2 separate regions of the Homo sapiens genome follow, and region 1 is linked to region 2. Evidence: chromatin loops called from intact Hi-C (ENCODE). Cell type or tissue: HepG2. All regions are shown on one strand. Links, peaks and the distances in the headings refer to the core of each region. The heading gives the core; the rest is flanking DNA. Region 1 has its middle 240 kb from the start of MIR3668. Region 2 has its middle 72 kb from the start of TXLNB.

Region 1 (12,717 bases), core at 2,541-10,540, 1.2 Mb before region 2:
ACTTGAATTGTAAATTAGCAGATATCAGACAGTGTGCACTACTGATTGTGAAGTATTTAACTATCAGCCTTAGATAAGCAATATAAGTACTTAAAGTCTAAATATACATTGTTGTAGCAAGATGGACATTGAAGAAACACACACACAAAAAAAACCTCTGAAGTTCAAATTAAAAACAAAACAAAAATGGTTCTTTGTGGTCAAATCTAGACACATTTAGAGAACTAGAGTCTGCAAATGTGCAGTCTTAATAGATAATGTTACATAATGTTATGCTTGGGGATCTTGTCATGAAGACATGCACAGGTAGCCAAACTTAACCAACATCTTGCAGAAACCTGATCATCAGGCTAGATTCCTATGAAATATTCTCATAAAACTTCATGCTTTTGTATAAACTTTATTCAACCTTTAAAATAATGTAATTAATGGCTATCTTTCTTAATGGGCTGCAAGTTCCTTGGGAATAGACAAATAAATATATCTCTATTTATCTATTAATCAATATACTATAGTCTTATTAATTACTAACTACTGATTTATAATACCCTTAACTGTACAGAGTATATACTCAATATGTGTGAAATAAACTACTTCCTTAACAGGTAAAAATCTGAAACTCATTAGTTAAGGAAGGTCTTGCCCAAGGTCACAAACTAGTGAATAGTAGAAGTTAAAAAGAAGATGTTAAAAATGATGTTAGGCTGGGCATGGTGGTTCATGCCTGTAATCCCAGCATTTTGGGAGGCCGAGGCAGGTGGATCACCTAAGGTCAGGAGTTCAAGACCAGCCTGGCCAACATGGTAAAACCCCGTCTCTACTAAAAATACAAAAAAAATTAGCCGAGCGTGGTGGCAGGTGCCTGTAATCCCAGCCACTCAGGAGGCTGAGGAAGGAGAATCGCTTGAACCTGGGAGGGGGAGGTTGCAGTGAGCCCAGATTGTGCCATTGCACTCCAGCCTGGGCAACAAAGCAAGACTGTCTCAAAAAAAAAAAAAAAAAAAAGAGGCTAAAAAGAAAACAAAACAAAACAAAAGCAAGGGTGGTTGTTATTTATTATATGCAAGGCAATGTGTCTACAGTGCGGACTTTTGAATTTGGGAATATCAGAAATGTTAACTGGCAGAAATCACACTAGTGAACTGCTAGAAACAGTCGTAATTTTCACCACTTGCAAACTTTGGAAAAATTGATGGCTTTAGTGTTGACATTCTACTAAAACAAATGTTTATATATTTCTCTATATGTTTTCTATTTCTGTAAAGAAAAAGATAAATTCTGCATGTGGCTTGGTCTCTCTATAATAGAGTACAACTTATAGAAAGTAGTTATTATATAACTTAATAATTAAAAATAAGGTGTGCCCCAACTAGCATCTAGCAAATAAAATTATTTTTAAAGTAAAGGTACAGAATATGAAGTTAAAGTGAATTTTACTAGGCATTAAGTGTTATGTCCTTTGAAGAAATCAACTATGCATCCTGATTCTCTCACATTTAAGACAGTCAAAATTTTCTAGTATCTATGAGTGAAAATTGAGATGATTGAATATGAACTCAGACAATGCAACTCAGCAAAAAGAACTCTGCATGTGAGAGTGAAGAGACCTAAATTCTATTCTGCCATCCTCAAGGTCACAAAGTAAGTTTCATGGCAAATGTAATTTGGCTTCTCCAGACTTCTAGCTTCCCAATTGTACAATGATCGAATTTTTGCTTAATCTTTCCTGGCTGACTCCATAGGGTTTAATGAGGCACAGGAGAGCTTGGGAAGTAAATTACTCTTCATTCATCATTTACTTATTCTCTCATTCACACTTTCATTCATTTGTTCACCAAACATTATTAAGCAATGTATATTTGCTCAAAGATTAATAAGATTAATAAGACACCATCCAGTGACACATATGGAAATGGATAAGTCCCATTTAAAAGCTGTATAAAGGATGGAAAAACTAAGTCTGAAGCAGTGAGAGAAGGCTTCTACTTTGAAGTTTTTTAACTCAGGATGTAGAATACGGTGTTCATTTATTATTTAATCCCATAAGTAAAGAAAGCATTTATTCTGTGCCAAATTTATGACAGGAATTAGGACATGTGCTGAGGATTCAAAACTAACTTCCAACAGACTTTACCATTAGGAGTTTATGGCCTATAACTAATAACAACAGGTTATATATTTGAGCACAGGTTTCTGTAGAGACACAGATTTGGATCACCTAACCAAAATTGGGAGTCAGAAGTCAGGGAAGATGTAACAAACCTATGATATTTGTGTCTGGCCAGTCAAGGGTAGGATGATGTTTAAGAATTTGTACTTCTTCTCATATCAACACCCCAAAGTTCCCTTGGAGACCACCACTTCTGCCCCATCAATCCACTGTCCAAGTAGTGCTCCACTCTAAATTCCACAGGTTGACATAATGCCTTAGGCCAGGACAATCACACACAGCCTGAATCCTCCTGGCTAAAGTGACACTTCAGCAGTAAGCATATTATCCAGGCCTACAATTCCAGCAGCCCAGAACACTAATTGATTCAGGGATAGATATGGGAACCAGATTAGTTGACATATAGTGACTCTCAAAATGTTTACAGGTGATACCAAGAAGAAACTGGGCTTGAATCTATTATCTCACAGACTGTGAGCTGCTAGAAGCCATCCTACTGTCACTTGTGACTAAATGTAAAATGAAAGAAAGCAGAACAAGGAATGGAGTGGGCCAGGAAATAGGTGAGAGCAACACAAAAAAAGCAATTGATATAAAGAAGTTATAGAAAGATGAACAACACAAGAGAGTGTTTGAGACAAACATTTTCCCCCATGAATGTTAGAAAAAATAAATTTGGAGGACAAAAGCAAAAGATTATAGTGCAGAAAAATTTTTGCAGGGGAGTGATAAAGTGATTTTTTGAAAGAGAATTGTCTTTTTGACTGTGGAATAAATTAAGCAAAGGAAGACTGGAGGCAGGTAAATGAGTGAAGGTGCTGTGGATGTCATCCAGGAAAGAAAGATGACAGCCAAAAGTTAGGCGGAAAGACAGAGAAGAGAAAGGAAGAAAGGGCCAGTATCATAAAGTACAATTAGCAGGATATAGAGATTGAGAATGATAGGAATGCAGGCTGGATTCCAAGTTGTCTCTTGAGAGGAAGAATGAATAATGAGATCAATCTCCAAAATAGGAAATACAAGGAATGGAGCAACCGTGAGTGAAAAAGATAGAGTTCTCCTTTAATCATGTTAAACTTTGAGTACTTAGATTTTTGCAAATAGAGACTTAATAGGTAATTTAAAAGTTTGTGGCAGAAAATTAGGTTTTGAAATTTTTTTCCAAATCATCTATAAAGAGTTACGTAGGTAGATGAATTAAAATGGAATATATATGTAAGATAAAATGAGAGAAGTTAAGATTGTGACTCCAGGAAAGAGATAAGAACATACAGTCAGAGACTGCCAACAGAGGAAACTTGAGTCCTGCAAGTCAAGGGGAAGAGAGAATGGTTCAAGTAGGAAATAATCAATACTAGTACACTCAGCAGAAATGTTTTTTTAAAATAAATAACCATGGTATTTGCAATAAAGATATCATTGGCAGTATTAATTAAAGTTGTTTTAGTGAAAATATTTTTTTCACTAGATTCAAAAATAGAGGAATGAGGAGAGAAATAAAGATATTGACAGTAGATGACTAGTTTAAGAAATGGTAAAAAAAAAAAAATCCATAGACGGTAGTGGCTTGAGTGTAGCATAGGAAAGATTTTGGTGTTGAGTTTTTATTGTTTGCTTATTAATGTGGGAGTAGGTATATTTTTATGCTGCCCGGAAAGATGCAATTGGAAAAAAAATGCATGAAAATATGGGAAGGAAAAAGCTAATAAAGGGAGGCCCATGATGAAACAGGAAAGAATCACTCTGAAATAACACATGAAGAAAAGGAATTAAGCATAAGAAATAGGAATGGGACTAGAGTTTTCTGGGTGGTCTGGGCCTGAGTATGGAGGGGGAGATGGTGCTGTGATTAAATGCACCTGGTAAAGATGTGGAGAAATGGAAAGGCATAGCAACACAGGGAATTGAAGATAATACTTGTTCAATTAATAGATTTAATGAGTGAATGAATGAATGAAGGAATGAAATGCAATGAATTTGAACCAGAGATTTGGACACAACTAATGTTCCAGGTGAATGAATGAAGGACATTTTAGTCAAATGTAAGAATGAATGAATGCAAAGATGTAGAAGAGTGAAAGATCTTCCTTGTTTCTCTCCAGGAGTGCAAGGTGCAAAGTTGAGTGTAGTTTAGGGTGATGATTGAAATTAAGACTGACGAAGATCTCTAGAGATAGATTGTAAAAAGATTTGCATTTAGAAGTGGGGTGTACATATTTTTACTTTCATGAAAGAATCTTTAAGCAGGGGAAGGACTTTGTCAAATTTCTTTTTTAAGAACATAATACCAACAGCTCTGCAAGAACTGGTGAGTTTAGACGGAGAAAAAGTCTAGATTCCTAAGCATTTCTGAGATAAATTCTACATTTGATACCTAAAGAAATGTGTGTCATAAAGACAGAGATCAGTAGAGTATGACTATAACACAAGAGGGAGTTTTAGAAGGTATATGTTGAATCAAGACTTCCTCTAAAGCCCACTTGGATCCTCTGCTTAAGTAAAAATATGCTTATTTCAAACAGTCAATTTTAAAGGTAAAACCAGTGAGTGTATACCATGCACTTAAAATGATTTTGAAGATCTACGATATTCCAGACATTGTACAAAACACTAGAGATATGAATAAAGCTCAATGTTTGCTCTACGACATCTTCATAGCCCTCTAATAATAAATAACGTAGTCAATAAAGACAAACTGATGTGTGAAAGGCAATATTAGAAATATTCATATGGTAGTATGAAAACACAAAAATGAACACCCAACTTTTCTTATGTGCATAAAGAAAAGTTGCACAGAGCTGAATTTGAATAATAGCTCAGAGGATAAGCTATAGTTTTCATAGGAAGATAAAGGGAATGATAAGGGGAATAGCAGGGAGAGTATGCATCCCATTTGAACAACAAAATGCCTTCTTAGACCAGAGGGAGAAGCAAGCTTTAGGAGTGTTTATTTATGGAGGAGACTGTAAAGCTAGTAGATGTGGACAGTCTTGAATGCAATGTCACTGTCTTTTTTTTCTGTTGTTTCAGTCTGTACTGCTAAAACAAAATACCTGAAACTGGGAAACTGATAAATCACAGAAATTTCTTTTCTCACAGTTCTGGAAGAGGGGAAGTCCAAGGTCAAGGTGCTAGCAGATTTTGTGTCTGGTGAGAGCTGCTCTCTGCTGCCAAGATGGCATCTCTTGGTGAGTCCTCACAAGAAGGAAAAGAAAAGCACAAAAGAACACCTCCTTCAACTTTTTTTCTTCTTTTTTTTTTTTTTTTGAGATGGAGTTTTGCTCTTGTTTCCCAGGCTGGAGTGCAATGGCACCATGTTGGCTCACCACAACCTCTGCCTCCCAGGTTCAAGCGATTCTCCTGCCTCAACCTCCAGAGTAGCTGAGATTACAGGCATGCACTGCCATGCCTGGCTACTTCTGTATTTTTATTTATTTATTTATTTATTTATTTATTTATTTATTTATTTATTTGAGACAGAGCCTCACTCTGTCACCCAGGCTGGAGCGCAATGGCGCGATCTTGGCTCTCTGCAACCTCTGTTTCCTGGCTTCAAGCGATTCTCCTGCCTCAGCCTTCTGAGTAGCTGGGATTACAGGCGCCCACCATCACGCCTAGCTAATTTTTGTATTTTTAGTAGAGATGGGGTTTCCCCATGTTGGCCAGGCTGGTCTTGAACTCCTGACCTCAGGTGATCCACCCGCCTTGGCCTCCCAAAGTGCTGGGATTACAGGCATGAGCCACCGCGCCTGACCTACTTCTGTATTTTTAGTAGAGACAGGGTTTCTCCATGTTGGTCAGGCTGGTCTCGAACTCCTCACCTCAGGTGATCCACCCGCCTCGGACTCCCAAAGTGCTAGGATTACAGGTGTGCTACTGAGCCCGGCCCCTTCAACTTCTTTTATAAGGCATCACAAGGTTTCTAATCCCATTCATGAGGGATCCACACTCATGACAACTACCTCCTAAATGTCCCACGTCTTTACATATGATCAGAGTGGCAATTAAGTTTCTATGTATAAATGCTGGGAATGCATTTAGACCATAGCACCTATGAGGATTATGATGACGATACTAATGATGGGGATCATGATTGAGATGACTATAATGAATATTTATTAAGTACTTACTATGGCCAACAGTTATTGCACTACACATTTATAGAAAGTCATTCATGTCTTTCCCTTGGGCAGCCTGTAAGTTCAATATTAACACCATTTTACAGGTAAGGAAGATGAGGCACAGAGAGGTTGAATAAATGGGCCAAATTCATCAACTGCTAAGTGGAAGAGCCAGCACTTGAAGCCAGACTGTCTGCCTCTGTAACATTAAACACTCAATCAGACTGACCCTGATGGATATGGGGAAGATTTTAAGTGTTTAATGCAGAATGATGACATAAATGACTTGCTTATTTAGAACAGTAACTCTGCAGTTGAAAGGATGAATTAAATGTTGGGAAGTGGTTATTAAAATGCTGTTGCAGTGGTCCAGGTAGCCAAATATAAGAACATCACTATGGTTATTGTAGTGAGGATACATAAATAAAGGACAGATTGGAGACTTCTTGAGCAACCAGAATTGGCAGAACCTGTTGATGGATTGGGGTAATTAACATTAGGGCACACACAAAAAAAGGAAGGTAACATTTCATCTCCAAACTAGAAAAAGATAGATATGATTTAGTTGGGAAGATGAAGAACTTTGAGCATATTACCTGCAAGATACTCAAACAAAACTCAGTAGGACACAATTATACTTGCAGGGTGAATCTCAAGAGGAAAAGGATTTAAGTGCAGATGTGGTAGCCATCAGAGGAAAGAAGTTATTTTAAGATATGAGTGTGGATATCGTTTTATAAAGAAGGGTGAAGAATGACAAGAGAAAAGGGTTACATACAGACGATCTGTGGAGCAGCTGACTAAGTGATGTGCAAATTAGACTGGCAAGGAAAGACAAGAGTTAGAAAGAAAACCAGAGGAAAGAGATGCCCCAGAAACAAGAGAGAAGCAGGAAAATATTACATTATCACTAAGTCTAAGGTTTTAGGGCTCCTCAAGAGTATCCTTTGGAATTGATCATAATGATGCCCCCAGTGATCCTAAGGAATGCCCTGAAATGCGGTAGCTGGAGCTAGTCCCAATCGCAAGGCACTAAATTTTCTTCCATGAGCAGTTCAGTGCTAGTGACGAAGGGAGCGCCTGACTGATGCACAAAGATGACAGCTATGTGGCCAAGAGACCAAGACTATGAGAAAATGTTCCATTCTGGCCCTGCCCCCAGATGGAGCTGTATGCTCATCAGTGGAGCGATAAAATGCCATGGCCTGGGAGGCGGGGGAGGAAAAGTTCTCTGTAACTCTTACCATTCAAAAGTTTGTCAAGGCATCATTTTTCTTCAGAAGCAGAGAAGTCTGTCCCCTGTTGTTACTTGACAAGTATTAACTAAAAGCCTACTCTGTGCCTTAGGCTGGGAAATACCTTCCTACTATACTTAGAGTAAGAAGAAGAGGAAGATTCTCAGAAGGTATTTACAACTTACTCAGTAACTTCCCAGATTTAAATTACTTAGAAAAAGCAATATCAAGTCTGTAATCTAATATGTAATTGATACAGGATACACAACTTCAGGGGAATTGTGATGTCCTGAAATATTCTTTCAAATGCAACAGAAGGCACGAAGTATAATTATAAAATGACACTGGTTTCTACAAATCAAAGGAAAAATTGGTCTTTGTTCAAGGTCACACATTACATTCAATTAGATGTTTGTATTTAGGAGGCTATCCCGACCCACACATGCTTTCAGCTTACAGACCCACACATGTGCAAAGAAACACAGAACTCAAAAAATCATAAAAATCATAATGTATAAATTTTTCAGAGCTATTAATTTTTCATATGAAATTTTAATCCATTTCTTTTATAACCGGTAGTATTAGATCTCATATTTCTGTTTCATTCCCTTTCCTCACTTTGAAGCAGTTGATATATTTACATGAAAATGACCTCTTTGTTCTTTAGAAAATCATCTCAGGCTTATTCTCTACCCAGAATTACAATAATCCTATATTTGTGACATCTTAATCACCTCCACAGCAACCGATTGTGAGGTTAGAAACAGAGGATTAAAACTTCAAGTGGAAAATAAGAAGCAGGAATTGATGAGTTCTTAACAAACCAAGATTTTTTTTTTCTTCAAAATAAATTACTCCAAGGAACAAGAAAGGATTTTCAAACGAGGACTATGAAGAATATAGAGAAATACAGCAGAGCTGTTTATCAAAGTTTTCCTTGGTATGTCAGCAGGTCCTTTGGAACTGACAGTGCTGATCTAAACATTTCAATAATAATAGAAGTGTTAACAGTGATAGGAACAAATAATATTAAACACTGTCAACTGCAGCATTTCATTTTCACTGGCCTGACAACCACTGCTGCAAAAAATGAAATGAGGAGAAAGAGACTTAACTGTTGAGTCATTGCAAATAAGACTCTATTAACAATACTAGCAATGGGAACAAGGGTATTAAAATGAAAGAAAGCAAGAAAAAAATGAAAGAAAAAGAGAAAGGAGAGAGCAAGAGCGGGGGAGGAGAAAGAAGGAGAGAGGGAGGGAGAAAAAAAGGAACTCAAGCCTGACTCCTGTCTTTAATAGTGAGTGCAAGTTTTGGGTTTCTTTTTGTTTATATTTTTACAGGATACATAGAAACAAATATGTAATAAATAAAAATGGAAGTGTGTCATATTATTGAAAAATAAAACCTGCCTAAAAATATGTAGGAAACTGATGTTGATTCTTTAATGTTGGCCCCATCTCCACCTCACCACCGTGAACCAAAATAACAATCTACTTATTGAAGAGGACATGTCACCTTTGAACTAAATATCTCGGTCTTGTCTTAGTGGAACATGGCATCACTTACACAAACTTAACATAAATGCCTGTTCAAGAACAACGTATTTGAACATTAAATATTTCAGTAACTTGTAATGTTATAATGAATGGTAATAAGCATTATGAATATGAATAGTAGTAATATCTGTTAATAGTTAAATTTGAATATTCATTTTGATATATCTTTATTGTATTTCACAATAAACTTAAAGTAAGACATAAAAACATATGTAACACATAGAATTAAAAATATGTTGCCAAATACATGGATATAAAGTTTTCACTGACTTCCCAATGGGATAGTCAATAGTTAATAAACATTTTGAGCCAATTTCAAAAATTTTATATGTAATTAAGATTATTAATTTAGGTACATGCACCTATTTATAATAATGGACTGAGAAATATTCTAGTGATTCAAGCGTTATCTTTTCCACTCTTCACATGTCAAAAATTATATCTTTAAATTGTCGTGTGTGCAATCACCATCCTCCTAGACAACATCTGTTATCTAAGAGAAGCATGGATGTGCATTTGCTATTCATGCTAACAGGCAGCACTTGTTGAATTCAAGTGTAATGTTCTCATAGAAATTTTAATCTCGCCACAAAGATGTTACTATGAACATTACAACAGCTTTAAAAACATCCTCTAGGTTGGATATTTTTATTAAAGGTCTAAACTCCTCTACTTAAAAAAAATGGATACTTTCATATTATCTTGAAATCATATACAACTACTTTCAATTGAATTAACTTATGACTAATATACCTTACACAAACATCAAATTATTCTAAATATTAAAATAAGTAGAGTGATGTGAGATTTTGTTTTTAGGGACTTAAATTAAGGACAATGTTTTCTTTTCTGAAACTTGTCTTTGCAAAAGAAAATTTCTGGTTTATATGGTTAGAAAATTTGAGAGACATACAAATGGAAAAATATGTGAACAGAATAATAAAACCAGAGACACACTTTGCACACACAATCACTGCCTTATGGACTAGTATGTCACAAAAGCCTTGGTTTCAGCTCTAAATTTTGAATCAGAAAAAGCAAAAAGAGACACAATCGTAAATTTATAATTCCTGAAATATACAAACAAAACAAATACTTTTGAATTTTCATACAGAGTACACACATTTTTTGATGATTTTCTGCTATATGATGTACATATCTTACAACACGACAGTGTGGTTGTAATTTCCATTGTATTATATTATTCAATTTAATTGTATGAATATAATTGGGCTCCTGCCACATCCTCAGCACTGTTCTACAAGCTCTGAACTCTAGTAAAGGTGCATGTTATAGGGGCGAATCACTTTACTTCAAGTGGGTAGAATAGTTTCATTCTGTATCTCCTCTCTCCCTAATTGAGAAGTTCTGTGCCTGGCAGGGATGAAGGTAAGATGTTCCCAGAAAATTTCTTTCCTTTTCTTGGAAGCTTCTCTCTGATGTCTACTAGCACAACTGTGCTATAAGGACAATGTCTAAACACTATGCCTTGCCCCAGCTGACACTGTGAAGAGCTTGAATTTGGTTCTGATTCTGTCTAATTTTGTTTGAACTCAGAGAGGCTAAGCACAAATACTACAGCAATGTTTACTAACTTTCTCAGTCTCCAAGCTCCTCCAGAAATCCCAGGCTCTCCACAAAGTATGCCTTGTAGGGATAGAGGTGTCTGCACTCAACCTCCGAGACCTGATCTGTCAGGACTTGTTAGAGGTCACATACCAGATGCTGCTCAGCAAATGACTGAAACATGATAGTGACCTGAGTCTCATATCACGTAGTATGTTTCTCCCTCTAAGTCCACAACCTCACTTGCAGGCTTTGATTTTTTTTGAGGGCTTTTTTTTTTTTAACTTAAATATCCCTGGTACTTTTGCATATTTTTTTACAAACAACATTAAAGCATGATTTCTATGAAGAGAATAGATATGAAGAACACAAATTACAGAAAGCCACGATGCTCTCAGGATTTCCCCATCCACACCCTGTTAATTTGGGGATCTACCTCTCTACCGCCTGAACATCAGCAAGGCTGGAGCTAGGGTCTGAGATGATGCTGTAAGCTATTATTATTAAACAGAGAGTACAATTTAGTCTAAGAGTCAATGAAGTCATTTTTGTGCCCTAAAGAACGATTAAGCTATAGCCAGGCAAAAATGTTGAAACTTTGAGGGGATGAAGGTGGAAATTGGTGGGATGATAGAAGTGAGAGGAGGACTGAAGAATTAACAAGTATTTCAGAGTATTTTCCCCAAAGTGTGCTTACTATTTTTACAGAGAAAATTTACACTGGAGAAACTTTGCAGACACTATTTTAACCAAGAGACCAATGTTAACATCACCAAAAATAGAACAAAATAGTGTCATGTGCCTACTGATAGAATGAACTGGAAATGATACAGTAACAGACCAATGCAAATTAAGAGGTATTCCACTAAATAAGTAGGCTTTACTCTTTAAAGTATCAAAATAACATAAGACAAAGAAAGGCTGGGTGCAGTAGTTCACACTTGTAATCCCAGCACTTTTGGAGGCTGAGGTGGGAGGCTCACTTGAGGTCAGGAGTTGAAGACCACCCTGGGAAATAGTGAAACACCGTTGCTACAAAAGAGAATAAAAAATTCACTAGGTGGCATGTGCCTGTAGTCCTAGCTACTGGGGAGGCTGAGGCAGGAGGATTGCTTGAGTCCAGAAGTTTGAGGTTACAATAGCTATGATCACACCACTGCACTCCAGCCTGGGCAACAGAATGAGACCCTGTATATAAAATAATAATAATAATAATTTTTAAAAAGACATAGAAAGACTGAGGACCTATTCCAGATTGATAGCCAAAGAGCAGAAAAGAAAACATAACACAACCATGTGCTGGACTCCGGGTGACGACATTTAACTAGTCTACAGATTCGGTAATAATATTGTATCTAGTGGTAATTGTGTTGTGAAGATACACAATGATGTTCTTGTTTTTAGGAAGCACATACTGAAGTGTAAAGGGTAGCTTAGTGTGGGCTCATTTCAGAGTAAGATTCTCTCGGTGCCCATAGTCCTAGGGGAGCCTCACACTTTTGTGGGCTTTACCTCTGGAATCTCCACCCAGTTCTTGTGGTAAAAAAACAAAACAAACAAACAAAAACCAGAAAAATTGACTCCTGGTTCTAGCCTGAGGAGAAGAGTAATCCTTGTGAAATGTGCTGAGAGCCTTCTGCATAACAAAGGCCTACACTCTCTGGGGAAACAAAACCTTACCAGAGCCTTGTCCTGGAGCTATGAAGAGGTGCATTCCTCTCACTCCACTAGCATTCCTGTCTCAACTAAGACGAAGAAAAAAAAACCACATATATAAAAAGAAACACTTGTGAAGGTCATGGGCCAGGGACACAGGAGCATTAAAAGACTGAAGTTAATTGAAAAATTATACAATCTTCTTCTCTACCTTACTGCAATTACAACAAAACTTTTGTTTAATAATGGTGGATTACAGAGCTGTAAGACATAGACTTTCTGCAAGGAGGAGCACTTACAGAAGTTCAAAGTCAAGAGGGGAGACAAAAACAAGGACCGTAGAGGAGTTTGAAGCCTCTGGCACATAGAGCTACAACAAACATTGAACAAAGCCCAAACACTAGCCAGAT
Region 2 (12,717 bases), core at 1,763-9,762:
TGTGAGTCACCGCACCTGACCTATGTGTGTCTTTTTTCTAAACTCTATTCTGTTCAGTTGATTTGTTTATCCTTGCACCAATACCACATAATTTTAATTACTGTAGCTTCATAATAAATCTTTATAGCTGATAATGTAAGTCTTCCTGCTTTGGTGTTCTTCAAAGTATTCTTAACTTCTTAGCCCTTTTACTTTCATATATAATTTAGAATCAGCTTGTCAATCTACACACACAAACACACACACACTGGGGTTTTCATGGGGATTGAATTTAATGTATAAATCAATTTGAAGAGAATTGAGGTTTTCACAATATTGAGTTTTCCAATCCAGGAATGTGGTAAATATCTCAATTTATTTAGTTCTTCTTTGACTATTTTCAGTAACATTGTATATTTTCTTGGTGTCTTTGTTTATTTTTCATTAGGTTTAATTCTAGATGTTTGATGTTTTATGATACAATTGAAAATGACATAGTTATTTAAATTTCACTTCCTATTATTGTTTGCTGCCGATATACAAAAATATAATTTTTTTATGTATTGGCTTTGTAGCTAGCAACTTCATCAGATCCACTAGTTAATTACAATAGGCTATTTGCAGATGTTTTTGGATATTCTAAACACACAATCATGTCATCTAGAAATAATGGCATTTTTTTCTCCCTTTCCACTCATTATCTCTTTTATTAATTTTTCTTGCATTATTGTACTTGGAAGAACTTCTTGTAGAATTTGAATGTTTATGGTGATACTGGGCTTCTTAGCTTATTCCTGATCTCAAGGGAAAGCTTACATATTTTGCTATTAAATAGAATGTTTACTCTATGGCATCTGTAGACATTTTCTATCAGATTAAGGACATTCACTTTTATTCCTAGTTTGCTATGAGTGTTTGTCATAAATAGGTGTGAATTTTGTCAAATGCATTTTCTGTGTCTATTTAGATAATCATGATTTTTCTCTTCTGTTAACAAGGTGGGTTACAGTGATTGATTTTCAAATGTCAAGCTAACTTTACATTTTTAGAACAAATTCAGGTTGGTAAAGAAGTAATATTCTTTTTACATTACTGGATTTGGTTTGCTAGTATTTTGTTTAGGATTCTTGCATCTATGTTCATGGGAGAGATTCTTTGTAATTTTCTTTTTTTACAACGTTCTTGTCATTATAAGTTGGGAAGTATGCCTTACTTTTCTATCTTGGGGGAAAAGTTTGTGTATGATTAGTGTTCTTTTTTTTCTTAAATATTTAGAAGAATTCTTTGGTTAAGTTATCTAGATCTGGAGTTTTTTGTGGAAAGGATTTAAATTGTGGATTTAATTTTCTTTAATATATTTTCCATTTTCCCTGTCAGTTGTGGTATGCTATATTTTTCAAGATATTAATCTATTGCATCTAAATTTTCATATTTATTGGCACAAATTGTTTATTCTCTTAATTTAAAAAATCTTGTAATATCTGCAGTATTTTCCACTCCTGATAGTAATTGTCTTCTCCCTATGTCTTATCAGAACGCTATCAATTACAATGTTCACAGACCAAATATTTTTTTTTGAAGTTTTAAATATTTATTTATTTATTAATTATTATTATACTTTAAGTTTTAGGGTACATGTGCACAATGTGCAGGTTAGTTACATACATATACATGTGCCATGCTGGTGCACTGCACCCACTAACTCGTCATCTAGCATTAGGTATATCTCCCAATGCTATCCCTCCCCCCCTCCCCCCACCCCACAATAGTCCCCAGAGTGTGATGTTCCCCTTCCTGTGTCTGTGTGTTCTCATTGTTCAATTCCCACCTATGAGTGAGAATATGCAGTGTTTGGTTTTTTGTTCTTGCGATAGTTTACCGAGAATGATGATTTCCAATTTCATCCATGTCCCTACAAAGGACATGAACTCATCATTTTTTATGGCTGCATAGTATTCCATGGTGTATATGTGCCACATTTTCTTAATCCAGTCTATCATTGTTGGACATTTGGGTTGGTTCCAAGTCTTTGCTATTGTGAATAGTGCTGCAATAAACATACGTGTGCATGTGTCTTTATAGCACCATGATTTATAGTCCTTTGGGTAGATACCCAGTAATGGGATGGCTGGGTCAAATGGTATTTCTAGTTCTAGATCCCTGAGGAATCGCCACACTGACTTCCACAATGGTTGAACTAGTTTACAGTCTCACCAACAGTGTAAAAGTGTTCCTATTTCTCCACATCCTCTCCAGCACCTGTTGTTTCCTGATTTTTTAATGATTGCCATTCTAACTGGTGTGAAATGGTATCTCATTGTGGTTTTGATTTGCATTTCTCTGATGGCCAGTGATGGTGAGCATTTTTTCATGTGTTTTTTGGCTGCATAAATGTCTTCTTTTGAGAAGTGTCTGTTCATGTCCTTTGCCCACTTTTTGATGGGGTTGTTTGTTTTTTTCTTGTAAATTTGTTTGGGTTCATTGTAGATTCTGGATATTAGCCCTTTGTCAGATGAGTAGGTTGCGAAAATTTTCTCCCATTTTGTAGGTTGCCTCACAGACCAAATATTGGCCTTTGTTCTTCTCTATTTTATTTTCTCTATTGTACATTTGTTTTCTATTTCATTCATTGTGTTAATTTCTTCATACTTAATTTGTTGTTCTTTTTCTCATTTCTTGAGCTAGAGTCTTAGATCATTAATTTTCTTCCTTCCCCATCCCAATAAATGCATTTAAGACTACCTAAGAATGGCTTTAACTGCATCCCACAAGTTTTGATCTACTATGTTTCTTATCACTCCATTCAAAATATTTTTAAATTTTCTCTGTGATTTCGTCTTTCACATATGTTTAAAAGTGTATTGATTCATTTCTAAACATTAGACATTTTCTACTTTTATCTTTTAATTAATAGTTTAATTGTGTTACAGTCATGGACTATACTATATGATTTAAATCATTCGAAACATGTTGAAACTACATAGTTTTGCATACAGTCAATCTTGGTAAATGTTCCGCCTGCAGTTGTTGAGTGCAGGCAGTGTTCTATATGTATCAGTTAGGTCATTTTATTAATCCCGTTGTTCAAATCTTCTTTAACCCTGTTGATTCTTCATTTGTTTATTTATTTTTGGTCCATTGACCAAAATATTGACCAGTTTTTGGTCCATTGACCAATAAATTTGGTCCTATCAGTTAAAGCTCTTACTATCAGTGTAGTTTTTGTTTTTGTTGTTATTGTTGTTGTGTTTTGAGATAGAGTCTTGCTTTGTCACCCAGGCTGGAGTGCAGTGGCGCAATCTCGGCTCACTGCGATCTCCACCTCCCGGGTTCTAAGCGATTCTCCTGCCTCAGCCTCTGGAGTAGCTGAGATTACAGGTGTGTGCCACCAGGCCCGGCTAATTTTGTATTTTTAGTAGAGACAAGGTTTTGCCATGTTGGCCAGGCTGGTCTCAAACTCCTGACTTCAGGTGATTCACCTGCCTCGGCTTCCCAAAGTGCTAGGATTACAGAAGTGAGCCACTGCACCCAGCCCATTGTAGATTTTTATATGTCTCCATTTTGTTCTATCAGGTATTGTCTTATTATTAGGTGTATAAAAATTTATACTAGCGATATCTTTATGTTGGATTGGCCACTTTATTATGAAATATCTATTTTTATCTGTAGTATTGCTTATTGCCTTAAAATCCACTTTGTGTGATATAAGTATGAGCTTATATAAACATGATATAAACATGATATAAGCTGATATAAACATGAGCTTTCTTGTGGTTAATATTTTCATGCTGTATCTTTCTCCACACTTTTATTTTCAATTTTCCCAAATTATTTGAATTTGCAATATGTACTTCTGTACAATATAGAGTCTTGTTTTATGTTGTTTGCTTTATCTAGTCTGACAATTTTTGTCTTCTAATTAGAGATTTTGATTCATATGTATAAAATTAAACTCACCACCTTGCTATTTATTTTATACTTGTGCCATCTGTTTTATGTTTATTTTTATTCCTTTCTTTTTAAATTTTTTTGGACTTTGGATTATATATTTTTATTATATTCCCCTCTCTGTTAGCTATTTTTAGTTATTCAATCTTTCCTTAAGCTTTTAGTGGATACCATAGGCATTTCAACATTCATCTCTGACTTATTAAAGTCTAATGAAAAATATTATTTTGCCACTTCCTGGCCAAAGCAAAGCCTTAGAACATTTTAACGCCATCTAATCCTTTACTCCTATCTTCTGATTCATCATCCAGTTTATGATCATTCTCTCTTCAATTATATCTAAGCCACTGTTATACCAATCCATTGAGTTCTTAATTTCAGCTATAATATTTTCCAGTTTTAGACATTGTATCTTATTTTTTTATAGTTTCCAGTTTTCTTGTACAATGCTCTATCTCATCATTTAATTTATTGAATGTACAAATCATCATTATCTTAAACTCCACGTCCGATCATTGCAATATCTGGATATCTTAAGTGTTTTTTACCTTGGTTTTCAGCAATTTTGCCTAGAGATATACCAGATATTTTTTGTTCGAATGCAGGGCAGTTTCTGGAGAAAAAAAAAGAAAGAAAGAAAAATGGAGATGATTTAAATCTCTGGAAAGTGTTATCTTCCTGAAGAGAGTACTTATTTTAGCTTCCAGCAGGCAGTTAAGATGGAACCAATTATCTTACCCAATCATAAACTGAGGTGATTTGAAGTTGGGCTTCAGACTTTTTAGGGAACTTTATTTTCTGCAGTGTAATTGTTTGAGGGTCCCAACTAAAAGCATGGAGTGTTTGCCAGGGCCCTAAACCATTAACTAGCTCTAAAATCCAATTTTTGTTTCTGATGCCCCATGAAACTGTGGGATGCTTTGCTTAGCGTCTCATCCTCTCAGTCACAGGTTGCATATTTGCAAGAGCGTTCAAGGGGAAAACCAGTCCCAATGTTACTTCATTTCTCTTTTTGCTTTTCTTGACCATTTCAAGTTTTTGTTGCCTAGCTAGCTCTCCAGTGCCTTCCAACAGACATTCTACCTGTTTTATCAAGTTCTCCTAGTTCTTGGATGCAGGGTTACCCTGCAACAACTGATTCTACCCTTACAAGAAGCAGAATTCCCATCCAGCTTGTCTCTTGAGCATCAATTTCATTATCTTGAGATTCTGAAGATGCATCGTATTTCCTTTGAGCTCTAGTATTTGGGCTCTATGATTTCGGCTCCTCTGAGTTTCTGTTTTATTTAAGAGCCAGCTATGGAGGACCAGGTTTGTTATTTTAGCTAAGATTTTGACCTTTATCATTATCTGATATAATGCAAATATTAAAGGTCAACCACGGTTGAAACTGGGCAAGTAAGTTTTATCCTATGTGCCAAAGAATCTGTCTGAGACCAAAACTGGTCTGGAAGGAAAGTGTGCCACAATAAGTTAATAACGCCAACCCTAGAAGGAGGGGAAGGGGCAGCACATATGCCAGGCATTTGTCAGACGCAGATATGATGACACACATATGGATCCAGCTCTCCGAGGAGCTACTTTGTATCCACTTAAATTTGAGAGACTCATGGCTACCTCACTCCTGCCTCCCTTTGGATGGTATACAAGGATTCACTAAAATGGCAGATATTCACCCCATAAACTAAAGTACTAGCAAAAAACAAATCCCAGTGACTTGTGGTTTCCCATCACTTTGTGTGAGAAGTTTGAATTAAATAGAAATTAAATAGTCTGTTCAGGCTTCTATAACAAAATACCATAGACGGGGTGGCTTACAAACAACAGAAATTTATTTCTTGCAGTACTAGAGGCTGAGAAGTCCAGTATCAAGGTACCAGCAGATTCAGTGTGTGGGAGATCTGCTTCTTCATAGACAGCCATCTTCTCATGGTGACTTCACATGGCAGAAGGGGCAAAAGATCTCTCTGAGGTCTCTTCTATAAGGGCACTAATCCCATTCATGAGGGGTCCACCCCCATGATCTAATTATCACCCAAAGGCCCCACTTCCTAATACCATCAGTTTGAGAGTAAGGATTTCAACATATGAATTTGAGGGGGACACAGTCAGTCCATAATATCAGTTGAGATTCAGCTGTCAGGAAATGAAGGGTAATTACGGTGACCATATTTTCTAAACCGCAAGTGAAAATGCAGTTGGACAAAGCCTAATACTCTTATATCAGCAAGAAAACAGAACATTAGAAATCAAGACTGACCAGGAAAAGCCAGCTCATAGGTATAACAAATATAATTCTGCCACCAGTTCAAGATACTCTAGATTTTTGCTGACTTGGTTTCAAGATGGGTCTTTAGAGAGTTTTCCATATTGATGAGATTTTCCAGCCCAGAGTTATAAGAAGGAAAGGCCTGCCTGCCGTCTCAGCCTCCCAGCTGCTCCCAGACACATCTGTGGGGAACCAGATAACTGACTCCTAACCTGCTTATTTTAGCCCAGTGGCTTCGCTTCCTGACGTCTCCAGTCTCATGGTCACATTCCAAAGGCCCTCACTCTGAAACTGCCTGCAAGCAGGGACAAACAGCAGCAGCTGCCACCGCACTGATAATGGGTTTGTGTTGCTGCTTGCCCAGAAAGGCTGCTTTGAGCTGATGATTTGCATTCCTGCTTGCCCAAACATACAGCCTCCGTGCGGCTGCCAGCTTCTGCACAGAGAGAACAGCAGTGCCACCTACTGAACCGCTGGAGATGTAGCCAGTGACTTGGTCAGCTCAGGCCTGCTTGTCACTAAATCTGGCAGGACTGTATACCCAGCAACTGGACTGAAAACCACCTTTGTACAGTGATTAAGTAGGCCTCCTCTTCTGCCAACTTGAGTGATTGTTTACCACTGTTAGGCTGAAAAAGTCTCAAGGAAGTTTATTTTTCTCTGAACAAATGAAACCAAATTGCAGTTGGGATCCAGGCTGTATCCCACTTCAGTGAGAAATGGGCAAGCCAGCAATTGTGGAGTTGAACATTGAATACAATTAGTGAGTACTTACCCTGTGCTAGACAGTGGGTGAGGCACCGGGATAGAAGTATGAATGAACTACACTAGACAAGCAATAGAAAGATAACGAACCTATACCAGTATTCCACAATTGACAAAATATACTCAAAGAACTCAGCCACAATTTACACCACAGAGAGTATATCTCCAGGGATGGAATTTGGGGGAACCAGCTTTCTATTTTCCCATGGGTTCCATTGCTGCTGTTGCCAAGCTGAGATCCAGAAGCCATGATGACTTCTTCAATGGTTTTTTGGGTTTTTATAAATCATCAATTAACAAATAATATTATGGAATCTTTTTTTTTTAGACAGAGTTTTGCTCTGCCACCCAGGCTAAAGTGCAATGGTGCAATCTCAGCTTACTGCAACCTCCACCTCCCAGGTTCAAGCGATTCTCCTCCCTCGGCCTCCCAAGTAGCTGGGATTACAGGCATGCTCCACCATGCCTGGCTAATTTTTTGTATTTAGTAGAGACAGGGTTTCACCTTGTTGGTCAGGCTGGTCTCGAACTCCTGACCTCAGATGATCCACCCACCTTGGCCTCCCAAAGTGCTGGGATTACAGGTGTGAGCCACCACGCCTGGCCTATATTTGGAATCTTCTTCACAAAATTGCTGCTTTGCAGATGCCCTAAGTATCTGCTTGGCCTTCCTCTTGGAAAATCTTACCTGGACAACTCTCAAAGTGCTAAATCTTTTTGCAGTATTCACAAACTCATCTATGTGTGTTAATAGCACATTTCTGACAATTATTAATAAAGTATATTTTATATGTTTTTGGTGTCTAATAACATCAGAAAACCTTACTTAAATATGTGCATACATACAAACGTACTTGTACTTGCTTATGTAAGTTAGTAATTAAGCACCCTATTAAGTCGAGAACCCAACACATACTGAATTGGTCACACATTTGCTGCTGAGCAGCAGAAGCTGAACACCCTAAAGGGGACCCTACCATACTGAAAGACACTAATGCTTCAGCCACCGTGTACAGCTGCCATCCAATCATAGTCTAATGAGTTATGCAGGTGTGACTCCTCCTCTAAAAGGAGAGACCAGGTAAATACAAATTATTGGAAATGGGCAAATCAGTGTCATGTTGGACACAATGTTCATAGCTTTAAGACTGATTGCAATATTCACAAACTAAGCTAAAATTTCTTTTTCTTTTTTTTTTTTTTTTTTTTTTTGAGACTCTTGCTCTGTCGCCCAGGCTGGAGTGCAGTGGCATCATCTTGGCTTACTGCCACCTCCGCCTCCCAGGTGCAAGCGATTCTCCTGCCTCAGCCACCCGAGTAGCTGGGATCACAGGCAACTGCCACCGTGCCCGGCTAATTTTTTGTATTTTTTAGTAGAAACAGGGTTTCACCGCGTTAGCCAGGATGGTCTCGATCTTCTGAGCTCGTGATCTGCCCTCCTTGGCCTCCCAAAGTGCCAGGATTACAGGTGTGAGCCGCCACGCCCAGCCTAAGCTAAAATTTCTTAAACTACTACTGTGAAAATTATATGTGAAGCAGGATGAAGCAGACGTTAATCCTGCTAAAGTGTCTGGTATTTTACTATGATTTTAGTTTTGAAGTGGGCAATAATTTAAATATTATGCATTAAATATTTACATTAGCTCTTATTTTCACTCATAAATATTCAGTTGTCATATTTCCTACACATCCCGACTCCCTTCTTTTTGCAAGCTTCTGTGCAAAGTGGCTTTGCAAACATGTTTCCACTCAATCTTTCAGCTGCTGACTTCATAGATTTTTCTTATATGACTTATTCTTTGATTCCCATGATGCAGTCAAAAGGGAGGTTTTCAAGTACTAAATGTGTAAGCGCAAGGCTGCTGTCAGCTGCTACAAGTCCACATTTAGCCATTAGGTCTGCTGCTAGGAGAACAGGCACACACCACCCTGGACATCTCTCAGAACCTTCCACAAAATTCTGAGACCACTCCAGGCCTCATTCTCGCCAAAATACCTGCACGGTTCTAAGGATAGGCATTGTAGCTTATCTAGGTCCCTTTGTTTGAATTTTTATTTTATTTCAATAGTTTTTGGGGTACACGTGGTTTTTTGTTATGTGGATAAGTTCTTTAGTGGTGATTTCTGAGATTTTGGTGCATCAGGTACACCCGAGCAGTGTACACTGTACCCAATATGTAGTCTTTCATCCCTAACCCCCTCCAACTCTTCCCTGCAAGTCCCCAAAGTCCATTATATCATACTTATGCCTTTGCATCCTCATAGCTTAGCTCCCACTTATAAATGAGAACATATGATGATTGGTTTTTCATTCCTGAGTTACTTCACTGAGAATAATGTCCTCCAGCTCCATCCAAGTTGCTGCAAAGGCCATTATTCCGTTCCATTTTATGGCTGAGTAGTATTCCATATTGTCTATATACCACATTTTCTTTTTTTAAAATTATTATTATTATACTTTAAGTTTTAGGATACATGTGCACAACGTGCAAGTTTGTTACATATGTATACATGTGCCATGTTGGTGTGCTGCACCCATTAATTCGTCGTTTAGCATTAGGTATATCTCCTAATGCTATCCCTCCCCCCTCCCCCCACCCCACAACAGGCCCCAGTGTGTGATGTTCCCCTTCCTGTGTCCATGTGTTCTCATTGTTCAATTCCCACCTATGAGTGAGAACACGCGGTGTTTGGTTTTTTTGTCCTTGCGATAGTTTGCTGAGAATGATGGTTTCCAGCTTCATCCATGTCCCTACAAAGGACATGAACTCATCATTTTTTATGGCTGCATAGTATTCCATGGTGTATATGTGCCACATTTTCTTAATCCAGTCTATCATTGTTGGACATTTGGGTTGGTTCCAAGTCTTTGCTATTGTGAATACTGCCGCAATAAACATACGTGTGCATGTGTCTTTATAGCAGCATGATTTATAATCCTTTGGGTATATACCCAGTAATGAGATGGCTGGGTCAAATGATATTTCTAGTTCTAGATCCCTGAGGAATCGCCACACTGACTTCCACAATGGTTGAACTAGTTTACAGTCTCACCAACAGTGTAAAAGTGTTCCTATTTCTCCACATCCTCTCCAGCACCTGTTGTTTCCTGATTTTTTAATGATTGCCATTCTAACTGGTGTGAGATGGTATCTCATTGTGGTTTTGATTTGCATTTCTCTGATGGCCAGTGATGGTGAGCATTTTTTCATGTGTTTTTAGGCTGCATAAACGTCTTCTTTAGAGAAGTGTCTGTTCATATCCTTCGCCCACTTTTTGATGGGTTTGTTTGTTTTCTTGTAAATTTGTTTGAGTTCATTATAGATTCTGGATATTAGCCCTTTGTCCAATGAGTAGGTTGCAAAAATTTTCTCCCATTCTGTAGGTTGCCTGTTCACTCTGATGGTAGTTTCTTTTGCTGTGCAGAAGCTCTTTAGTTTAATTAGATCCCATTTGTCAATTTTGGCTTTTGTTGCCATTGCTTTTGGTGTTTTAGATATGAAGTCCTTGCCCATGCCTGTGTCCTGAATGGTATTGCCTAGGTTTTCTTCTAGGGTTTTTATGGTTTTAGGTCTAACATGTAAGTCTTTAATCCATCTTGAATTAATTTTTGTATAAGGTGTAAGGAAGGGATCCAGTTTCAGCTTTCTATATATGGCTAGCCAGTTTTCCAAGCACCATTTATTAAATAGGGAATCCTTTCCCCATTGCTTGTTTTTGTGAGGTTTGTCAAAGATCAGATAGTTGTAGATATGTGGCATTATTTCTGAGGGCTCTGTTCTGTTCCATTGGTCTGTATCTCTGTTTTGGTACCAGTATCTCTGTTTTGGTTACTGTAGCCTTGTCGTATAGTTTGAAGTCAGGTAGCGTGATGCCTCCAGCTTTGTTCTTTTGGCTTAGGATTGACTTGGCAATGCGGGCTTTTTTTTGGTTCCATATGAACTTTAAAGTAGTTTTTTCCAATTCTTTGAAGAAAGTCATTGGTAGCTTGATGGGGATGGCATTGAATCTATAAATTACCTTGGGCAGTATGGCCATTTTCACGATATTGATTCTTCCTACCCATGAGCATGGAATGTTCTTCCATTTGTTTGTATCCTCTTTTATTTCATTGAGCAGTGGTTTGTATTTCTCCTTGAAGAGGTCCTTCACATCCCTTGTAAGTTGGATTCCTAGGTATTTTATTCTCTTTGAAGCAATTGTGAATGGGAGTTCACTCATGATTTGGCTCTCTATTTGTCTGTTATTGGTGTATAAGAATGCCTGTGATTTTTGCACATTGATTTTGTATCCTGAGACTTTGCTGAAGTTGCTTATCAGCTTAAGGAGATTTTGGGCTGAGATGATGGGGTTCTAGATATACAATCGTGTCATCTGCAAAGAGGGACAATTTGACTTCCTCTTTTCCTAATTGAATGCCCTTTATTTCCTTCTCCTGCCTGATTGCCCTGGCCAGAACTTCCAACATTATGTTGAATAGGAGTGGTGAGAGAGGGCATCCCTGTCTTTTGCCAGTTTTCAAAGGGAGTGCTTCCAGTTTTTGTCCATTCAGTATGATATTGGCTATGGGTTTGTCATAGATAGCTCTTATTATTTTGAGATATGTTCCATCAATACCTAATTTATTGAGAGTTTTTAGCATGAAGGGCTGTTGAATTTTGTCAAAGGCCTTTTCTGCATCTATTGAGATAATCATGTGGTTTTTGTCTTTGGTTCTGTTTGTATGCTGGATTACGTTTATTGATTTGCATATGTTGAACCAGCCTTGCATCCCAGGGATGAAGCCCACTTGATCATGGTGGATAAGCTTTTTGATGTGTTGCTGGATTCAGTTTGCCAGTGTTTTATTGAGGATTTTTGCATCAATGTTCATCAAGGATATTGGTCTAAAATTCTCTTTTTTTGTTGTGTCTCTGCCAGGCTTTGGTATCAGGATGATGCTGGCCTCATAAAATGAGTTAGGGAGGATTCCCTCTTTTTCTATTGATTGGAATAGTTTCAGAAGGAATGGTACCAGCTCCTCCTTGTCCCTCTGGTAGAATTCGGCTGTGAATCCATCTGATCCTGGACTTTTTTTGGTTGGTAAGCTATTAATTATTGCCTCAATTTCAGAGCCTGTTATTGGTCTATTCAGAGATTCAACTTCTTCCTGGCTTAGTCTTGGGAGAGTGTATGTGTCGAGGAATTTATCCATTTCTTCTAGATTTTCTAGTTTATTTGCGTAGAGGTGTTTATAGTATTCTCTGATGGTAGTTTGTATTTTTGTGGGATCGGTGGTGATATCCCCTTTGTCATTTTTTATTGCGTTTATTTGATTCTTCTCTCTTTTCTTCTTTATTGGTCTTGCTAGTGGTCTATCAATTTTGTTGATCTTTTCAAAAAACCAGCTCCTGGATTCATTGATTTTTTGAAGGGTTTTTTGTGTCTCTATTTCCTTCAGCTCTGCTCTAATCTTAGTTATTTCTTGCCTTCTGCTAGCTTTTGAATGTGTTTGCTCTTGCTTCTCTAGTTCTTTTAATTGTGATGTTAGGGTGTCAATTTTAGATCTTTCCTGCTTTCTCTTGTGGGCATTTAGTGCTATAAATTTCCCTCTACACACTGCTTTGAATGTGTCCCAGAGATTTTGATATGTTGTGTCTTTGTTCTCATTGGTTTCAAAGAACATCTTTATTTCTACCTTCATTTCGTTATGTACCCAGTAGTCATTTAGGAGCAGGTTGTTCAGTTTCCATGTAGTTGAGCGGTTTTGAGTGAGT

What was found. Peaks named below come from ENCODE experiments on the same cell type or tissue, not always from the same donor. Only the 100,000 strongest peaks of a DNase experiment are listed, where the experiment ranks them.
Region 1: it touches region 2 in a loop (22-fold over the local background); 5 of 110 quality-filtered maps call a loop at or near these places.

What each region holds. Positions count from the first base shown.
Region 1 is chr6:140,436,219-140,448,935 of GRCh38, reverse strand. No RefSeq gene overlaps it. Among named protein-coding and RNA genes, the nearest start is that of MIR3668, 240 kb to the right of the region's middle. RefSeq lists an enhancer at 12,199-12,717. In HepG2, for the core only: a CTCF peak has its summit at 7,454 (motif pointing right); a DNase peak (open chromatin) is centred at 7,465.
Region 2 is chr6:139,213,321-139,226,037 of GRCh38, reverse strand. It overlaps a transcript of TXLNB not described here. Among named protein-coding and RNA genes, the nearest start is that of TXLNB, 72 kb to the left of the region's middle. In HepG2, for the core only: a CTCF peak has its summit at 6,646 (motif pointing left); a DNase peak (open chromatin) is centred at 6,627.